Regions from separate parts of the Mus musculus genome. Here region 1 is linked to region 2. The links are chromatin loops, found by intact Hi-C in ENCODE. Cell type or tissue: left cerebral cortex. All regions are shown on one strand. Region 1 holds the start of Gm40515 (a long non-coding RNA gene). Region 2 overlaps 4930546K05Rik (RIKEN cDNA 4930546K05 gene).

Region 1 (2,500 bases), 57 kb before region 2:
TCTTTAGCATCTTTAATGTCATTCATTATTTATGTAGTATGGAAACAAACTACTGGCTTAGGATAGGAGTGCCATGAGATTACACAAGTAACCTATAACAGCTTCCCACATTTGGTAAGACCCACCTGTCTGATGCTCCCACCAATGTATTCTAAAAGTTCTTGATTTATAACTTTCTTTGTTCTGTTGCAATAGGAATTTGATAAAACTGTTACCACATCGGGGCACAGTATTTGTGGCAACATGAATCTGTGTTCTTGGACTGTAGTCACTTACATTTAGGTCCAAAATAAGTTCTTTCTTATTCTCTTTGAGGTGGGAGCTAGGAAAGACAACTTCATGTGGTTTGGAAGTGTTCCTTCTTCCTCTTGTCTTCTTTCCCAATCACTCAGTCTTGAAGCCATCAATTAGGACCATGGCAGAAAGACAACAGTGTTAGTAAGAGCCTGGTGTGGGAACCAGAGCCCCCAACATACTGATCAGAGCTTTGGGCTTCATGTTCCATCCCCAGATAAATAAGGATCTTTAAGATACACTTACCTGAAATTTAAAGGAAATGAGTAAGACAGAGTTAGGGATACTGCTTCCACCATGACATCAAAGGATGCCCTCTCTGAGGCTGTAATGTTGAACCTGATTCTTGGGAGGAACAGAGAGGCTCCGTGAGGTGAGGTGGAGACAATTAGAGTGTATCCAGGTCAGGGTTTTGGCATGTTTGAAAAAGATGCTGCCCTGCCATGAGCTCTTCTGGAGCTGGTAAGTTACAGAAATGGGAGGGAGACATTTATAAGGACAAAGATAAGATCAGAAGGTGCACGATAGGTTCAGGCTGCCTGGGATGTAGAACAGTGCATGTAAGACCTGTGTGTGAGGGGAGAAACAGTGCCAGCACAGCTTGATGCTGGCACTACACTGTGGGAGAGGCACAATGCCAGTATCAGTTCATAGTCAAAGCATGTGGTCTGAGCATGGTTCCTGTGTAATCATGGGTGGCTAACCTGCCGCTCCAAGTCTTTGTCTCTGCTTGTCAAAGGAAGAGCGAAATTTTCTATTGTCTATATGAATAAATAATTACAGAGAGTTATTATACAGCTTTGTTTAAAGGTTAGGTCAAGAACACAAGTTTATTCTTGGGGGATAGTCTCTGAAATGTGTTCTTTCCAGTGGGTTTTTCTCCCTCTCTTTTTTGGGGGTCGTATCGGGGGTAGGTTTGGTACTGTTCCTGGCTGAAGCAGAGCAGTTTCTAGGATGAGACTGTAGGTGGCGCAGTTAGACTTTTCTCAGGTTGCAGCCATAAAAGCAAGCGCGTCCACATTTCATGTCTAGACAGAGGACGTGAATGGAATCATAAAACCTTCAGACTGGAGGGTTCCGGAAAGGTCATCTACTCCCTCTCTTGTCTTTAGAAAACCCGACTCCTAAATCAGCTCTCTGCTGCGATCCTTTCAAAGGCTGTTAAAGCTCCCCTGTTCCATGCTTGGCTCATTGACAACAGGCAAACCCACAGAACAACAAATCCCCAAATAAAATCCAACATGCATGTGTGCGCACATTTCGTGGGGACAAGATTGCACCAGTGGGGCTGTAGGACACCAGAATGGCTTTCTCCATAGTCATGGTTGAGTGAAGGATGTCTTTGCTTGGCAAGGAAAATTCTGTTTATCTGAGATGGAGTCTTCCCGATGAGCTCTGGGCAGAGGCAGGGAACATGGACTCCACCGGGCAAGTAACATTCTAAACAGCAGGATTAAGAGCCAGGAGTGAGAGATTAAGAAAATGTCTTCAAGAGCTTCAGAGAGACCCAGGAGGTTTGCAGAAAAACTGGTCTCAATTCTAGAAGGTTAAATGTCTCCATATCTAATTTTGATTTTCCAATACAAATTAACTTACTTTGCTCTTTCTTTCCTTGTGGCTCTAGGGACAGAACCCAGGGACTCACATATGTTAGGCAAGTGCTAAATCTAAGAATTAATGATGCCATATTTAGAAATACAGTAAACATCTTTTTGGATGACGGGAAACTCTTTTCATGATCACCTATCAACCTTAATTCAGGCTTTAGAGTATGCATGTGGCTTCCCAGGAAACCTGAAGGAAAACAAAATATCTAGGAGTTGCCTGAATCAGATGGTAGATATGTGATTTGGTTTGTTTGCTCGTTTGGTTGGTTGGTTGGTTAATTGCTCATCCTGAGTCTTACTGCAGTGTCTCAGCACAGCTGTCTTTGTGAGTTGCAGCTTCTTCCTCCAGGATCTTATAAATTTGCCTAACAGCAGTGAAGGAACAGGTCAGTTTGGAAACAATAGTTAATTAGCAGATAGGAGAGCCCAGGTCCACCCCCACACAGGTCTCAAACACTTAAGCCAGGATAAGAGACTGTCAGTTAGATTCATTCTTTAGCTGAAATCATTTTGCCAACCTAAATATTTATCAAGTGCTGAGCTAGAAGATGGAATCAAGCAGTAAAGACTACATTAAAAGCATATTCAATATTTTAGTA
Region 2 (2,500 bases):
ACCCATTTCGTACCACTTCATTAATTTGTAGTCTCTGACCTCAAGGGATGCACAGTCCTGGTTGGGGGTGGGGGTGGAGGCAGACAGAACCTAAGATGTGAGCCAACCATTATCCAGAGGTGAGAGAAGAAACTCAGCTGAGTCTCAATGAGTGGCAAAGCTTACTAGAAATGACCTCTAAGTTGTTTTCAAGGACAAATGAAAGTTTGGGGGTGGGGCCGAGGCAAAGAAATTGGAAGGGGTTTCCAGGCAAAGGGTCTGAGATAAGGGGAGACATAGGTCAACGAGTGATAGACACACAGTGACATTTTCCCTCTTTTCTCTCACTCCCAGCCCTACCTGGCTTCACACCCTCACAGCCTCCTGCTTCTATGGATCCCACGTGCTCTTACATGGTCTGTCAGCAGTCTCTTCTTGTCTGGCTGCTCAGAGTAGCCCCAGCCCTGCATTACACCCCCCCTGCACTTTAACAGGATCCTGCCACAGTGCCTCTGCACCTCAGAGTCTGAGGAGTGCTTCATTATTGCACCAATGTTAGAGGGAAGGCCGGTAACCTTCCCGGCCCTGTGGCCCTTTTAATAGTAAATTTCATGAGCTGTGAATTTGCAAAAAGGCATGTTCTCTGCCCTGACACTTTGAGCTATCTTCTCATACAGCTCTTCTTGACAGCATGTCTTAGGGAGCTAATTAGGCTATGGTGTGGGGCTGGTTCTTTGACTCATTTCTACTGAGCACCTAAGAGCAGAATCTCCCCCCAGCACTCTGTAACCTAGTATAGGGTCGAAGGGTCGAAGGCTTACCATGAACAACCAGCTAAAGGTTTCAAGCCTCACTTTGCTCCTGGCTAAGAAGAAGGATGGGGGAGGGGCATCCCTGAGCTTCAGTGTTCTCATTACAAAATGAGATTGAAGGTCCATTGTTAAGGATTAGAGACCATAGGTGTGCTACATGTGACAGGTGTGCTATGGGGACAAAGCCAGAATTATACAGTAGGCACTACTTAAGAAATGACATAGAACCACCCTGATGGTGCAGAAAAGGGGTGGCATATGTGAAGGGATCAGAGCAGACTGTATTCAGACAGAGCTAGCACTGGAAAAGGCGGCTGAGCACTAAACAGAAAACTGTACACAGAGCTTTGTAGGCAAAGGAAGTTAAATACATAAACAAATTCTCATAGACAAGCTTGCATATGGCATATTTGGGAGACCAAGCACTCATCTGTCCCCCCTACACACACACACACACACACACACACACACACACACACACAAACACACCCCTACACCGCCATCCAGTTTGTGAATTTGGGGGGGAGGGTAGGGTGGGAACATTCTTTTTAAAAAAAAAAACAGAGCTCTCAAAAACATTTTTTTTTTTTTACATTGACTAGGTTGCCTTTGCTGTAAAGATGAAAATGATGGGAAATAAATTTTTCCAGAAGATCTGGTCCATATGCTGCTGCCCGCCATGGCTGGAGTCTCGGATTCAACCATTGTGTTGGCTGCCTGCTGCCCAGACTGAGTGGGGTGAACTCAGGACAGAGCCTTGCTTTGGCATGAATACCTCTGCCTTCTCTTGCTGACACATTCCCTCCACCACTCAAGAATGCACAGAGCCCTTGCCAGGTTGAGAATGCCTGACTGTGACAGCAGCGTTTGCAAAGTAAAGAGCCTATTTATGAAGATAATGGCAGTGCCCAGACCAGGCCCACCGTGGGAGAATCTTGGCTCGTAATTAGCAAGAACAGTGCATTTTAATGAGGATGCCTGGTAGGCAGTCGGCTCCTGCCTGGACTGCCAACAAATCTGGGCCAGAGGGAGTGTTGGCAGTGAGGACAAGGAGCAGGTGAGGGGAACAACATAGAAGAAAATGTGCTCATCTTTCGGAAACTTGAAAGCTTTAGGATGGTTTCATTTCCCCATTACCCTGGCTGTCGTCCCTTGGGCTGTTTCTCTGGAAGCAAACAGCTTGGAGAAGATATATCAGATCTGGTAACTAGCAATCCCAAACATTGCTGGAGTGAACAGCAAAGGCCTAGGGGCCTTGGGGTGGAGGCTCAGAAATGTGGGCATTTTATTTTTCCTGAAAGGCAATTAGGCCATTGCTATGAAGCCTGTGGAGAAACTGGAATCTCAAAGCTTTCTGAAGAGAACAGCTATGGCTTTTGAAGCTGTGAGCCCTGGTGGAGGTGATCATTATTACCAAGGTTAGCTTAAGTCAGAGCCTTTGAGCTTTGTTGCTGGAGGCTGACAGACTACCGCTGAGGGGTATGACCTAAGGAAAATGGGACTTCTCAGCCTCTCTGTTGTTTCAGAGTTCTGGCTCAGGGAGAATGGGCTTCCCATTGAACAGGGTGAATGTTCATGCATAGGTGATTATAGCAATTCCAAGATAGGTGAAGGGACTGTGATATGCCGAATCCTGGGTACCACGAGCGTCTTAGTCAGTGTTCTATTACTGTAAAGAGACACCATGACCATGGCAGCTCTTACAAAAG

The links. Peaks named below come from ENCODE experiments on the same cell type or tissue, not always from the same donor. Only the 100,000 strongest peaks of a DNase experiment are listed, where the experiment ranks them.
Region 1: it touches region 2 in a loop (2.2-fold over the local background); 2 of 42 quality-filtered maps call a loop at or near these places.

The regions. Positions count from the first base shown.
Region 1 is chr9:42,239,677-42,242,176 of GRCm38, reverse strand. It overlaps Gm40515 (a long non-coding RNA gene), which reads left to right and starts at 549. Exons shown (of 2, transcript XR_870673.1): 1 at 549-756. In left cerebral cortex, CTCF peaks have their summits at 1,054 and 1,257; a DNase peak (open chromatin) is centred at 1,299; H3K27ac peaks cover 296 bases.
Region 2 is chr9:42,182,828-42,185,327 of GRCm38, reverse strand. 4930546K05Rik (RIKEN cDNA 4930546K05 gene) reads left to right here. Exons shown (of 7, transcript NR_040754.1): 7 at 1,394-2,500. Among named protein-coding and RNA genes, the nearest start is that of Gm36390, 7.8 kb to the left of the region's middle. In left cerebral cortex, no CTCF peak of the experiment used is centred here; DNase peaks (open chromatin) are centred at 878, 1,092 and 1,690; H3K27ac peaks cover 1,242 bases.